2 separate regions of the Homo sapiens genome follow, and region 2 is linked to region 1. The links are chromatin loops, found by intact Hi-C in ENCODE. Cell type or tissue: ascending aorta. All regions are shown on one strand.

Evidence for each region. Hi-C counts contacts between places; a loop is a spot of excess contacts. Peaks named below come from ENCODE experiments on the same cell type or tissue, not always from the same donor. Only the 100,000 strongest peaks of a DNase experiment are listed, where the experiment ranks them.
Region 2: a loop joins it to region 1, with 2.3 times the contacts of the local background. A loop is called at or near these places in 5 of 110 quality-filtered maps.

The regions. Positions count from the first base shown.
Region 1 is chr1:64,160,109-64,168,108 of GRCh38, reverse strand. All of the region lies in intron 8 of ROR1 (receptor tyrosine kinase like orphan receptor 1), which reads right to left. Among named protein-coding and RNA genes, the nearest start is that of UBE2U, 40 kb to the left of the region's middle. In ascending aorta, a CTCF peak has its summit at 3,925; a DNase peak (open chromatin) is centred at 6,618; H3K27ac peaks cover 3,899 bases.
Region 2 is chr1:63,671,508-63,679,507 of GRCh38, reverse strand. The region is part of intron 1 of LOC105378771 (a long non-coding RNA gene); the gene reads right to left. Among named protein-coding and RNA genes, the nearest start is that of PGM1, 82 kb to the right of the region's middle. RefSeq lists an enhancer at 4,041-4,542. In ascending aorta, a CTCF peak has its summit at 4,933 (motif pointing left); a DNase peak (open chromatin) is centred at 4,897; H3K27ac peaks cover 2,242 bases.

The DNA.
Region 1 (8,000 bases):
ACAATTCTGTGAGATTCATATTACGACTGCCCCCATTTTATGGATAAGGACATAAGGCATTCAGTGGTTAAGTAGCCTGCCTAAAGAAGCACAACTATTAAGTGGTGATGCCAAGATTCAAATCCAAGAATGTCTGACACCAAAGTTGCAGAGCTTTCTGGGAAGAGGAGGCAGACTTTCCATCTGATCCTCAAAGGACTCTACATTTTAAAAGCATGAGGACCATTGATGCAAAAGTGAAATGCTCAAGGTATAAGAGCTCTCTGGTTTTTGAGTTAGACCTCACTCCGTTGATGCTCTGTTGTCTCTGCTAGCTAGTTGACTGGGATAGATGAACAAAACCTGTCCATGGCAACCTTCACCTGAATTGAGCATGAGAGCCCTGGAGAGTATATAGATGTAAGATTTCTTAGTACCTAGACTTGGCTGTTGACATGGATCTGCTTGACTCCAAAACCTATTTTCCTTTCTTGTGCATTTTACTGGTTCTTAGGTAAACAGTGTTAGAATTATGAAACAATTGACTCTACTCATAAATGGAAATGATTACATTTTAAAAGCTTAGAGGCCACAGCCATTTTGTTTTGGGAGGTTATGGACATTTTCAAAGACTACAGCTGGATTAAGTGCCTTCTGGCTTATGCAATCAAGTTCTAGAGGGAGTTTCAACCAATATTTTGCCACACTTGCTTGGAGTTCAGCTGCATTTCTCTGGAAGTGATTTAACTTCAGAAGCATTTCTTTTCTCTATAACGTAACTTTCTGATAGTTAGCTTGAATGTTTGGTGGTGAGCAGGGTTGATTCTGTGGTTGAGTTACTTTATAATGCCAATGGGAGAGGTTCTATTCTGCCTGGAAATAGACAGAACAGATGCCAGTAATTTTAATGTCAGCTTGAGCCATCACGTGCTCATAACTTGGGCTCATATATTTCAGTCAGCCTGAAAATAAAGGCAGTAGAGGCAAATAGAAAAGCACTGGGCTCTGCACCTGAGCAGACCTGGGTTCAAGTTTGGCTCTGTCACTTAATAATTTGTGACTTTGGGCCAATTCTGAATCTGAAGCCTCAGTTTTCTCATCCTAAAAATCAGACTTAAATTAGTACCTACTTCATAGGGTTATTACAAAGATTCTATTGAGATATTGAAGTACTTTAGTCCGTTTATGATGCCAATTTATAATATAGTCATTTATAGGACTTGTTTTTCCCAGAAGTAGAGTTTCTATAGACATTGGTTTAAGCTGAGGTTATGTACCGGGCAGCCTCCCAGCCCTCACTGTCAGACCTTCTCCACCCTGATGGATTTTATCCAGGATGTGAGCAGGGTGTGGGGCAGGAGAATGTATGCTAACAGGATGGACACAAGGAATACGAGAGCTGTCCAAAGAGCTACCTCTATAATCTTTGCTGGGATTCTCTTGCCTGTGTCCTCACCCCAGTTAATGCTGTGCATTGCTGGATCCTATAGCTTCCTCCCCAGCCCACAGTATCCTATGTTTGCACAGCATTTGCTTCATTAATCTATGTTTGCACAGCATTTGCTTCATTAAAAGAGCTGTAGTCAAAACACTGCTCAAAGAAATCAGAGATGACACAAACAAATGAAAAAACATTCCATGCTCATAGATTGGAAGAATCAATATCATTAAAATGGCCATACTGCCCAAAGCAATTTACAGATTAAATGCTATTCCTACTCAACTACCATTGATATTCTTCACAGAACTAGAGAAAACTATTTAAAAATTCACATGGAACTAAAAAAGAGCCCAAATAGCCAAGAAAAAAGAACAAAGCTGGAGGCATCATGCTAGCTGACTTCAAACTATACTACAGGGCTACAGTAACCAAAAGAGCATGGTACTGGTGCAGAAACAGACACATAGAACAATGGAACAGAATAGAGAACTCGGAAATTAGATTGCACACCTACAACTACCTGATCTTTAACAAACCTGACAAAAGCAAGCAGTGGGGAAAGAATTCCCTAGTAAAATAAATGGTTCTGGGATAACTGGCTAGCTATATGCAGAAGATTGAAACTGGACCCTTTCCTTATACTATGTACAAAAATTAATTCAAGATGGATGAAAGACTTAAATGTAAAACCCTAGTGGCTCATGCCTGTAATCCCAGCACTTTGGGAGGCCAAGGCAGGTGAATCACTTGAGGCCAGGAGTTTGAGACCAGCCTGGGAAATATGGCAAAACCTCATCTCTATGAAGAAAGACAAAAATTAGCCACGTGTGGTGGTACATGCCTGTAGTCCCAGCTACTCAGGAGGCTGAGGCATGATAATTGCTTAAACCCAGGAGGTGGAGGTTGCAGTGAGCTGAGATCACACCACTGCACTTCAGCCTGGGTGACAAAGCGAGATTCCATCTCAAAAAAAAAAAAAAAAAAAAAGTAAAACCCGAAATTATAAAAATCCTGGAAGACAACATAGGCAATACCATTCAGGATATAGGCACAGGCAAAGATTTCATGACGAAGACACCAAAAGCAATCAAAACCAGAGCAAAAATTGACAAATGGGATCTTATTAAACTAAAGAGTTTCTGCACAGCAAAAGAAACTATCAACAGAGTAACACAACCTACAGAATGGGAGAAAAATTTTGCAAACTATGCATCCGGTGAAAGTCTTATATCCAGCATTTCTAAGGAATTTAAAGAAAAACAACCCCATAAAAAGGACATGAACAGACACTTTTCAAAAGAAGACATACGTGTGGCCAACAAACATATGAAAAAAAGCTCAACATCACTGATTATTAGAGAAATGCAAATCAAAACCACAATGAGACACCATCTCACACCAGTCAGAATGGCCATTATTAAAAGGTCAAAAAACAACAGATTCTGGCGAGGTTGCAGAGAAAAAGGAACGCTTATACACTGTTGATGGGAGTGTAAATTAGTTCAGCCATTGTGGAAACCTAAAATATCTAAAGACAGAAATAGCATTTGACCTAGCAATTTAAATCCTGGGTATATACCCAAAGGAATATAACTGATTTTATTATAAGGACACATGCACATATACGTTCACTGCAGCACTATTCACAACAGCAAAGACATGGAATCAACCTAAAGGCCCATCAGTGATAGACTGGATAAAGAAAATGTGGTACATACAATATACTCCATGGAATACTATGTGGACATAAAAAAGAATAAGATCACATCCTTTGCAGGGACATGGATGGAGCTGGAGACCATTATCCTTAGCAAAGTAACACAGGAACAGAAAACTAAGTACCGCATGTTCTCACTTTTAAGTGAGAGCTAAATGTTGTTCTCATAGACACACAGAGGGGAACAACACACCCTGGGGCCTTTCAGAGGGTGGAGCTTGGGAGGAGGGAGAGGATCAGGAAAAATAACTAATGAGTACTGGGCTTAATACCTGGGTGATCAAATAATCTGTACAACAAACTCCCATGACACAAGTTTACCTACATAACAAACCTGCCCTTGTACACCTTAACTTAAAATAAAAGTTAAAAAAAAGATCTGTACTCATCAGTTATAACAATAATAGTAATTTCTGGTTATTAAGTACCTGTGAGGTGCCAGACATGCTATCTCAAAGTGTAAAAAATATCCCTTTTAAGTACTATTCTTATCCTTGCCTTATGGATGAGAAAATAAAAGGTTCAGAGAAGTTAGTTATTTGCTTAAGATCTTGTGGCCAGTTGACAGCAGAGCCAAGATTTGTAATCATATCTCTTTGTCTCTACACTCTTGCTCTTTGAAGTGTATCAGACTACTTTCCAGAAATAAACTAAGAGAAAAGTGTGGCTGGAAAGGTAAGCTAGGCCCCGATAGTATGGACTTTTGGGTGGCAGGATTTTGGTGGCAAGAATTTTATAACTTGAAACTGGGCCTTCCAGGTTGGGAAATCATTACACTCAAGGGGGAGCTAGAGCAATGCCAGAGGATGAAATCAGCTCAAGAGAATGAGAGAGGAAAAGAATGTCAGAGGATGCTCCCATTAAGGGAATTAAAAGAACTAGTGAAGGAAGTGTGGGAAGCAGATAGGAGGAAAGTCAAGGGGAAAAAAAAATATATTTCAGGATGGTGGTTAAGAATATCAAAGGCTCCAGAGAAATTAAAGGGGAGGAAGACTTGGCAAAGGTCACTGGATTAAATAACATCACTGGTGCTTCCCAAGAGGCCCATGTTAATAGAATGGTGAGCTCAGAAGTGTTGGGAGACAATAGCTTTAAGGAGTGAGTGGAAAAATTATCGAGGATATTTTAGCATGAAGTGTGGTGACATTTGGTAAGAACAGCAAATTAAAAAGGGTAGCCAGACTCCAGCAGGGCTTTTAGATGGAAGCATGTTGCTGGCAAAAGGGACAGGGCCAGAGAATGTAATCAAATTTCAGTATATTCAGCAACTACTTTGGCTGGAAAGGAAAACGGAGAGATGAATTGTCTGGAAGTGAAAAAGGAGAGAAGCTGGCAAGAGATGAGGGTAAATTGAGAAGTAAAACACAGCCATCAGCTTTGGAAAGCTGGGCCAGTCTTGCTTTCTTTCCCCTGCGATGTTCCTTACATCAGCCAGGAGCTGCAGGAGTTCGACTCATGGGGGCTGTCCAGGCTTTGGCTGCATCTCACACCCCTGGCCTGCCTTGACTCTTCCTCGCCCCCATTCTCAGACTCCTCCATCTTTTTTTCTTTTTTTGAGATGAGTCTCACTCTGTTGCCTAGGCTGGAGTGCAGTGGCATGATCTTAGCTCACTGCAGCCTCAAATTCCCAGGCTCAAGTAATCCTCCCACCTCAGCCTCCCGAGTAGCTCTGAGTATAGAGATGCACCACCATGCCTGGCGAATTGTGTGTGTGTGTGTGTGTGTGTGTGTGTGTGTGTGTGTGTGTGTTTGTAGAGATGGGGTTTCCCCATGTTGCCCAGGCTGGTCTTGAACTCCTGGGCTCAAGCGATCTGTCCAGCTTGGTTTCCTCAAATGCTGAGATTACAGGTGTGAGCAACCATGCCCCTCAGACTCCTCCATCTTTTAACCTCTCTGTCTGCCTAACCTCCAGGCAGGTGAGGAGCCAGGAGGCCTGGGCTGAATGGGACCCATCCTGTTCTTGAAGGGGAGACTCTGCCCCCTCCCTGCTCCCACAGTAGCACATACCACAGCTTCTCTCCCTTACCCAAGCAAGCTTACAGAATGCTGTTTTCCAGAGTCATACCTGGCAGGGGATGTAGGGGCAAGGGAAGGAGAAGCAAAGGAAAAGAAACAGAGAAGGGAATTTAGAGTTTCCAGGCTCCTCTGAGAAGGTTCAATTTCTGCTGTACTAAAAGAAGAAAAAACAACCTCACTCAGATTGTAAAATTTGTAATGCAATATAGAAAATCCTGCTTAGTTTAGGCAACACTACAGTACTCGTTAGAGGATTGAATGGCTTCAAATCTTTGGCTAAACAAAATAACAGGAAAATAAACAGTCTTATACTTGAATGCAGTCTACTTCTTCTCCTGAACAGCTGAGAAAATTGAACTGCAAAAAGCTAGATGGCTTCTCAGAGTCACAGAGCAGTTGGCATGGGAGCCAGGACATCTCCATCTTCCTGATTGTTCGGCGTTAAGGTGCCTCTCTGGTCCACTGGCTTCCTTTGCCCACAGATCAGAAGGAAACTCATGGCTCATCAAAAGCTTTTACTTCCAACTGCACTGTCCTACCTCTCTGGGGACCCAAGCCGGGCCTCGTCAGCCAGTCTGTCGGCAGCTCCCTATTGTCCTCTCTCAAGGGTATCAGTTTCTAATCTCCCACAGGAGCCTCTTCTTCTCAATCCAAACACTCAGGAGAATTTTAGCGGCTCAGCAAGTGAAGAGAGATGGAAGCAGAGAGTTTAAACCCTGAAGGGCACATTCATTTGGATAAATAAGAACCCTAGAGTCTCTGACTTTTGAATTGGCCAAGGGGAAAAAAGAATAAGGCTAGGGCAGACTGGCTTCTATCCTTCATTCCTTTTTCATCCTCGCCTCCAAATATTCTTTTGATTTTGCTCTGGTGGAGTGTTTGTTTTCAGGACTTTTCTTTGTTTCTTTCTTATGTGTGTCCTTTCCTTTTAGATTTTATAGGTACATGTAATATTTATGTGTCAGTGACCTTCCAAAGCAGTTTTAGAGATTTTCTGTTTACATTTAGGAATTTTCTTTAAGGTCTACAGAGTCCTTTGTGCTTTTTCCAGGAAAGGCACTCAGTAAGAACCAAAACAAACAATTGAATAACTCAAATTTGATCGGAGCCAAGTCCCTTAGAAGTGTAAGAAAAAAAAAAGTTAGCATTTGTTTTTGTTGTTTCCTTTCCCCTCCCCAACCCATTCAAATATTTAAGCCATTTCTACTTCTCTGGTTCAGGAGTTTAAGGCTAAGCTCTAAGCCTCATAGTGGACAAATCTTGACACTGGGAGATTTAGCAAGGCACACCTCAGAAATGATCCAGAAACTATGAAAACAATGTTTACTTCACCCAGTCTCTGGGAAAACTCATGCCAGTATATTTCACATTTGTCTCTGACCATGAAGGATGGGGAACTATTATTGCTCTAGCCAAATTGTACATGTCCCTGGCAGGGCTAGGGCTACATCATTCAGAGACTGCCATGCAGGCCCCTTAAATATTTGTCAGAAGCCAGGAGAATGCCTGTGGTTACTCTGAAGCACAAACTGACCAAATGGGATCACACTCAGTTGCTTGCCTAACCCTCCCTCCTCCTTCCCAACTTGATCTGTTCTGTGAAAAAGTTATCACGGATTCTGCAAGAGCAAGGGCCAGCTCTATTTAGAAAAGGTGAAAGATCCTGTATTCACATTTTATTGCTTCTAATAACTAGCTCTTGGACCTTGGGGAAGTTACTTAGTCTGTTTGTGTCTCAATTACCCTGGTTGTACAATAGTAATAATAATACCTGCCTTATATAATAGCTGTGAGGATTAAGTGTGATAATGGATGTAAAAGCTCCTGGTATTGTTCTTGACAGTTTGTATTCATCGATATATATATTAGCCTTTTTTCTATTTATGCCACAAAGCTCTCTGGAATTTCTGTTGGAGATCATGTGATATAAAACAAACCTCCACTAAAAATGTAATTCAATTGCAGATTAAGGCTAACCCACAAAATTGATAATTTCTAAAAATGGAAATGATTCTTCCATGGTTCCTGCCCTGGCAATGAGGAGTACATCTTTCCAGGATGGTGGCTACTGCACCAAACTGCCGTCTGCTGTAACCAAAATGATCTAGGTCTCTCCCCCGCCCAGAGTTCTGGTGTTTCTAAGACTTCTCAACATTTACCAACAGAAATGAAAGGGAAAGAGTCTCATGGAACAATGACTCTTACACTAGAAGCTTGAAGTCATGAGCTAGGTAAAAGTATCTGCCAGGTCAACTAGGTGAATGTGTAGCAATATTAACCCCCATCCATTTGCTTTCACTACTTTTATAGTAGCACTAAGTAGTAAGGATTAAATGTGATATTATATAAAATGCTATAATATATGTAAATCAGCTAGCTAGAAGCTGGGATGTCAAAAGAGTTGAATCCCTACCCTGCCCATCCTCCAGGCTACTGTGTGAACTCTATGGTCTTCAGGATTTGTAGGGTTTTTTTTTTGTTGTTTGCTTGTTTTTAATGATAAAAATTCACACTCAGCAAGAGATCAGTGGTTTTGCTGAATACAGAATATATACACTGAATTTTTAGCATTTAAGGAATTCCAAATCCTATTAATAAATATGACTTTATAATAGCAAAAATCTTTTCAAGATTTTTTAGATAAAAAAAATTTAAACAGTAAAGCAGAAAAAAAAATGAGGGCTCTGTGTCAGCCCAATTACGCTACTCCATTTATTAGATAAGAGGATTAGTTAATTTGAGTGTGAAGACTTTTTTTTCCTAAAATTTTATTAAAAGTGATGCTTCTCCTCTTTATGAGGATCAAAAGAATAATACAGTTACTAGTCCACAGGGAAGATAAATATT
Region 2 (8,000 bases), 490 kb after region 1:
AGGTTGAAAGCAGAGAATCTGCTGGGAGATCTGAAATGGGATGGGCCTGAAGGCGGGCAAGGGCAGTGGAAGTTGGAAGGACTCCTTATGCCCACAGGTGTCCATGTAGATGCTATAGGAAGGCACAGACAAAAAAGCAAGATTTGAGCTCTCTTCTTGAGGGGCTATCAGATCCCTTTGTTCTAGGCTGGGAAATAGGAGCATCTCTTCCTGGACACTGAACATCTTGTGGTTTCCCTGACTCACTGTCTTCTTAATTCCCAGTATTTAATAAGCTCCTCCCTCTGCCTGGAACTCTTTTTCCACTTCTCTTAACAGTTCTGGCGGTGCCAGGTAAAATCCAGGACACTCAGTTAAATTTAAATAATGGAATTATTTTTAGCATTATTTGGGACTTCCTTATGTTAAAAAAATTATTTGTTGTTTATCTGAAATTCAAGTATAACTGGGCATTCTGTATCTTTATTTGAAAAATTTGGCAACCCTATTTTATTTTATTTTATTTACTTTTAAATTTTATTTATTTATTTAATTTGAGACAGAGACTCACTTGCTCTGTTGCCCAGGGTGGAGTGCTGTGGTGCAATCTCGGCTCACTGCAACCTCCCTCTCCCGAGTTCAAGCCATTCTGCCTCAGCCTCCCGAGTAGCAGGGATTACAGGTGTGCACCACCATGCCTGGCTAATTTTTGTATTTTTAGTAGTGATGGGTTTTCGCCATGTTGGCCAGGCTGGTCTTGAACTCCTGGCCTCAAGCGACCCGTCCACCTCTTGCCTCCCAAAGTGCTGGGATTACAGGAGCGAGCCACTGTGCCTGGCCTGCAACTTTATTTTAAACTTGTCAACTCCTGCTTTTACCCTAGACCCTGCCAGGTATCACTGCCTCCATATCTTCCCTGACAGCCCTATTTCCCCTTCCCCAAGGCTGGATTAGATGCCCCTTTTCTGTGCTTCCACAGCCATCTGTATGCACCTCTTTCATTTAACTATAATTGTATTTTCTTTCCCTCACCAGACTGAGGCTCCTTAAGGGCAGAGACTATGTCCCGTTCACCACTGCATTCCCCAGCTGGTATATAAATATTTGATGAAGGGAGGAGGGAAGAAAGGCAGGCAGGCAGGCAGGCAGGCAGGCAGGCAGGCAGGCAGGCAGGCAGGCAGGCAGGCAGTTAATTTCTTTGAGAAAGGATTACCTAGAAAAAAGGGTAATCTTTGTCCAGTGAAAAAAGGGTAATCCACTGGCATCCTTGTCCAGTGACCAGCATGCCCTCCACATGATCCCAAATACAGCAGTGAACATACAGTAGCCATTCAAGAATTGCTTGTTACTTTATCCTGCCAGTTAAGATAATTAGAATGCCTAGGTCTCCATGTGAGACCATGAGTTAAAATTCTTTGCAACCAGGTCCAGGAGCAGGCCAGGTTTTGCTCTGGGGGCAAAACCAAAGAGAAGTGTCCTAAATCTCCTTAACAAGAGAGGCCTGAAGTGGTGTGTCAGCAGAGGGGGCCTCTGGAACTAAGAGAGTCAGAAAGTCAGGAAGAGAACAATGGAGGGGGGCTGCATATGAGTGCAGGGGAGCTGATCTGAATGGATACTGGAGACTACTCGCAATGGGGCATACAGGAGTTACTGGCACTACAAGAGCTAGATGAGTTGGAAGCATTAAAGGTACTACTTTATGACCAGAGTCAAGCCTTGTTCCCAGCAACACTGAAGCACCACGACACAGGGAAGGTCCATTCTTCACCTATGGTTTCTCTCTACTCCATTAGTGTTCTTGTCCTCCTCCTATCAGATCCCCTTTGTTCCCTGCTACAGCCCTGTTGTCAAGGAAGGAAACTGTCTGCTGCCCTCCTTCACATAAAGGGTAGGGCCTCGTGCAATCATTTGCCTGCTAGCTCTTAGATCCACTCGCCACCCTTCTCCTGCCCTATGCTGAGTCTCATGGGCTGTCTGGGCAAACACTTCTCAGGCTCCTTATCCACAGGATGCTGGCTGAGTTCAGCTAATCAGAGACACTGGAGGGACATGGAGAGCAAGAGCTGGGAAGGCTGGGTGCGGTGGCTCACACCTGTAATCCCATCACTTTGGGAGGCCAAGGCAGGAGGATCACTTGAGGTCAGGAGTTCGAGACCAGCCTGGCCAACATGGTGAAACCCAGTCTCTACTAAAAAACACAAAAATTAGCTGGGCGTGGTGGCACACACCTGCAGTCCCAGCCACCTGGGAGGCTGAGGCAGGAGAATCATTTGAACCGGGGAGGCGGAGGTTGCAGTGAGCTGAGATCGTGCTGGGGAGAAGGGGTAGTAGGTGTGGCAGATGGTGGGGGTACTGGATCTGACCCAGAATGATAAGATAACCAGAAAGATAAGAACTCAGTTCTGAGGCAGCAGGTATAAAATAAAGGTGAAAACAATAGTTTACAGAGCTAACTCTTCTTAGTGAGGAATTACCAAAAACCTAGAAGTGGGCCAGTGCCCTAGTAAAATATGGCATTCTATTCTTTATGCCATGTTTTGTTTAGTTGTGATTCTGGGGCTGTTTGGGCAAAAGAGAAACTGGTCCTTCCTTTCTAATTTAGTTTTCCAAATGTACAGCACTTGTGTTGATGTCACTCAAAAATTGGGCGGCTTAATGATGCTTGTCTCCTGAGTGAGATAACCAGTCTACTGAGCTTAGTTTGGTTATACTCTAGTCTAGAGCCCAGTGTCTCTGACACGCAAATCACCTGGGAATTTAATGGGTCCGGGGTGCGACCTGAGATTCTGTATTCCTAGCAAGCTCCCAGGTGATGCTGCCGTGCTGATCTGAGCACAGTACTTGAAGTAGCAAGGCTATAGTGCAGACATGGGGCTTTCTAGGTGTGCCTTGAAAACATAAGTGGACGAAATAATATGGGGAAACAGTGGATAGGACTATGTTCATTGGGCGTCTTTACTTTGAGGACCTCTTAAGACTTGTTGCCTGCTCACATGTCTTGTGACTCCAGGAGGAACAATTACATGTAGTGGTTCCCAAATTTATTTAACCACAGGATCTTTGTTCCCATGTATCTGTATCTCAAAGACTAGGATTTTTTAAAAGTAACCTCCGGAAATGTTTTTCTGAGAACCCAACCCTTATGCCTTGCTCTCACCCCAAGACTGCAGGGAAAATGTTTAACAATGGGAAAAAGCAGGATACTGTGTTCTTGGCTTCAGAGCTGGACTCTTCCTCCAGGCGAAGACTTAAGTTAGAGAGATTAACAGCTCCGAAAACTACAGGGTGTGTATACCATAGCGGTTGGAGTAACACAAACCTAGGTTTGAATCCTTGCTTCACAACTTACTATGTGACCTTGAATCAATCATCTTCTCTGAACATTGATTTCCTAATCCATAAAATGGGGATACTAGTATATATCTTGTAGAATTATGGTGAGAAATAAATAAGCTGAATGCATGTAGAGGACTCAGTGTGTTGCCTAATACATAGGAAATGCCCGGTGGAGGCTCTAATTATTACGATGATGCAAAAATGTCACAACATCTCATATGCACCCCATTTTTTACTCCCGTTTTGTATTTCAGGAGAGAGGGAGAAGGGGATGGGGAGAGAAAGAGAGAAAGTGCATTCTGGCTTGGAAGGGAACTTATGCTTTGAAGCTGACAAGTATAATTTGTCTTGAGACTGCCAAGCTCTTGGGTTGAGCCTTCATATTGGAAAAAAGAGACAGGCGAGATTAATCTGGGGCCTTCATTACTTACTCCATCTGGCCTGGCTTGGCACAGCCCCTTCCCTCTACAAACTGATTACTCCTTCAAAAGCTTCAGCAGAGTGGTCCCTAATGGGTTCCGACGTGGCAGGAATGGGGCTCACACAGCACAGAGATAAGGGCCCAGCAGCAGGGCCAAAACGCTTCCAGTGCTACAGCCCAGATGCTCCACCACAAAAGAAAGCAACGAACTGAAAGGGAGCCAAGGCCCCTGGGCCAGGGTGAACCTCAGGATTCCCAGGAGCACCTGGCTCCCCACAGTGGGGAGCAGCAGGAGCCGGGCTGACATGGACCGGACTGGTAACGTGGATTATTTGACTGGGGCGAGTTCCAATGACCATGGGCGCTTTTTAATCTGGCTTTACAGTCACACTGGGGATAGGAAGGTGCTCCAGGGAAGAGAAGAAGGTTGTTGTTTTTAGACATTTGCTAGTGAAATCCTGCTGCGGAGGCTTTCTCACATTCCCTCCCCCAGCTCCTTCAGCAGCGCAGTGTGGGAGGGGGAGAGGGAAGGGAACCGATGTTTACTAAGCACCCACTATGCTCCAGGCACAGTGCCAGGTGCACAGTGCCAGGCACTGTTTGATTAATCATTCAGCACAAGCCTGAGAAATAGGTATTACTATTCTTTTTATTGAGAAAAGGTAAGGGCTTTGTCCTAAGTCACACGGTAAGTGACAGAGCCAGGATCTGAACAGGATGGTCTACCTGTGGGTCCGTGTTGGTGGTTGTGCTAGTCTGCACTCACAGCAAGTAGCAGCTGTGGGATTTGAGAGAAAGTATGAATAGGGAGAATCTTCCAAAGCACCAGGAGGTAGCAACTCTGTGGCCTGGGTCTTCTCTCCTAAGAGATTGTAAAATTTAAAAGCTGCAAAGGAGCCTTTGAGCCACTCTTGGAAAGAGAGTTCTTGAACAGAACACCAAACCAGATCCATCATTCGAGTTGGGGAGGAGGGTTGTTTATCTTGGATTGGGGGACTGCCAGTCTCTGGAACAAAGGCTCTGCTTCTCAGCTGCTTTGAACACACAGCTCCTTTAAAAACCTGGCCCTGGGACTTGGCGTCCACGGCTTGAGAGGTCAAGGTCCAGCTCGATAGCTTCCAGGGTCTCAGGGAAGTCAGTGTGGGAGCCTTGATGAGTCAGAGACTGCACAACACTGCCATCTCCTGGGAGCAAGGTCCACTCTGGCCTGGTCAGACAGAATCCCAGCTCAAAATACCTGACTAAATCATGCATGAGGCTCTCTACCACCCCAGGGAACCTTCTGTGGTCACGTTATGAATCAGGATTGCCTGTGTTTGTGTATTAGATTACAAAGCCTGTGGAGATCGAAGGCATGGGTTTCCAAGTCAAACATTCAATCGTTCATTTTTTTTTCATTTGACAAATGTTTACTGAGCACCTATTTTGTGCCAAGCACTGTGCTAGGCACTGAGTACATAAGGATGATCAACATAAATGGTCGTGGCCAGGCGTGGTCTCTCATGCTGCTAATCCCAGCACTTTGGGAGACTGAGGCAGGAGGATCACTTGAGCCCAGGAGTTCAAGACCAGCCTGAGAAACATAGTGAGACCCTATCTCTACAAAAAATAAAACTAGCCAGATGTGGTAGTGCACACCTGCAGTCCCAGCTACTCAGGAGGCTGAGGCAGGAGGATTGCTTGAGCCCAGGAGGTGGAGGTTGCAGTGAGTCATGATTGTACCACTGAACTCCAGCCTGAACAACAGAATGAGACTGTCTCAAAAGAAATAAAAATTTTAAAAAGACAAATGGTCCTTAACTTCATGAAGCGTATAGTCCAGTGGTGAAGATGGACTGTAAATAAGGAATTATCTCGTGAACAAAGAATGTATTCGTTACTACTGCAATGAGTGCTGAGAAGGAAAAGCATTGGTGCTGCAGGAGTTTATATTGGAGAGGAGGATTGTAGGGGGACCCTGGCCTAGTCAGGCAGTCAGGGAAGCCTTTTCTAAAGACATGACCTACATGCAGACAGCTGAAGGATGTATAGGAATTAGCTAAGAACAACATGTGAGGAGGCCATGAGATAAGAAGGAGCCTGGCCTGCTTGAAGAACTAAAAGAACGCCGGGCACGGTGGCTCACGCCTGTAATCCCAGCACTTTGGGAGGCCGAGGCGGGTGGATCACGAGGTCAGAAGTTCAAGACCAGCCTGGCCAAGATGGTGAAACCCTGTCTCTACTAAAAATACAAAAATTATCTGGACATGATGGCGGGCACCTGTAATCCCAGCTACTTGGGAGGCTGAGGCAGAGAATTGCTTGAACCCGGGAGGCAGAGGTTGCAGTGAGCTGAGATCACGCCACTGCACTCCAGCCTGGGTGACAGAGTGAGACTCCATCTAAAAAAAAAAAACAAAACAAAACTAAAAGAAGTTCTCCATTGATGGATCCCTGGGAGGAGGAAAACAGTAGTGTGAGGTGAGGAGATCACACAGGGCCTTGACTTCGAGCGTCAAGTGAAGGATGTGGCTCCACACTGGTCAAGTCTCTTTTTGTTACATGGAACTCATTTAAGTAAAAAGGCAATGTGCTGGTTCCTGTAGTTGAAGTTCCAGATATGGCTGAATCCAAGAGCCCAGGGTTTTCGTGGCGGGGCACAGTGGCTCACACCTGTAATCCCAGTGATATAGGAGTTAAGAAGAAATTATTTAGGCAGATAGTGAGGGTAAGGAAGTTCTCGGCAAGGTTTTCCTTTTAACGAAAAGCAGCCCCCAAATCATTTTCTTTTCTAACAAAGAGCAGCTTGTAAAATTGAGCTGCAGACATAGATAAGCAAGCTGGAAGACTGCAAGGGTGAATACCGGCAGTTGTGCCAATGGGAAAAGGCTACCTGGGACTAGGCATGTTCAAACTGTAGCCTTCATGTTCCCTTTTTGCCAGCCATGTTTACAGTAAGAAGCAGACAACATGGCGCCGGCCAAGTGGAAAGGCCATTTGCATAATAAGATGAGGATGGGGTGGCCAGCCTTCCCCCTTGCTATGTAAACGTCACGCCTGGACCAACTAATCTGTGAGCCTTACATAAATCAGATACCACCTCCTCAAGCCGGTCTATAAAATCTGGTGCACTCTGCCACAGGCCGGAATTCCCATTTGGGCCCCATCTCTCTCACAAGCCAGAGAGCTGTTCTCCTTTCTCTTGCCTATTAAACCTCCACTCCTAAACTCACTCCTTGCGTGTGTCCGTGTCCTTAATTGTCTTGGCACGAGACAATGAACCTCAGCTATTTACCCCAGACAACAACGATGGTTCACCAGCACTTTGGGGAGCCAAGGCGGGCAGATCACCTGAGGTCAGGAGTTCAAGACCAGCCTGGCAAACAAGGTGAACTCTCGTCTCTACTAAAAAAAAAAAAAAAAAAAAAAAAACAAAATTAGGTGGGTGTGGTGGCACACGCCTATAATCCTAGCTACTATGGAGGCTGAGGCAGGAGAATCGCTTGAACCCGGGAGGCGGAGATGACAGTAAGCCAAGATCACACCATTGCACTCCAGCCTGGGCGACAAAAGCAAAATTCTGCCTCAAAAAAAAAAAAAGATTTTATTTTCCAGCCAGATGTGGTGGCATGCGCCTGTGGTCCCAAGTACTCAGGAGTCTGAGGCAGGAAGATCACTTGAGCCCAGGAGTTTGAGGCTGCAGTGGGCTATGATGGTGCCTGGGTGACAAAGTGAGACCCCATCTTCTAAAAAAAAGGAAAAAATTTAAAAAGACTTTCTTTTCCACTAATTTATTATCTCTGCTTGTTTCTGAATTTATTAGTTTACCTCATTCTCTCCTGCACTGACAGGATCTGTCAATCTGGTAGGAAAAAAGAGTCACTGATACTCATCAGGCCTATATCCTTGTAACCTATGATTCAAAAAGAAGGTTATCCCTTTACCTTCCATTTGGAAAAAACATAATGGAAAGGCTCTGATTGGTCCATCTTGGTTCACATGCCTACTCACTGGCCCAATCACTATGTCCACAGGGATGTGGTCCAATGATTAGTCTACCCTGGGCCAAGTTCCTGCCCCTGTAGCAGGAATGGGGGTGGAAGGGAAAGGAAGGAAGGCACTGTGACTGACAGCCCTGGGGCCACATGGAATCTGAGAGGAGTTTCGCCCCAGGAACAGAGTGCTGATTATAGAAGAGAAATGAGGAAGATTGTGGGATATCCAAAAACACTGACAAAACAATATTATAATGAACAAAAAGCTATAAGAAACTATTGAAAAGTTG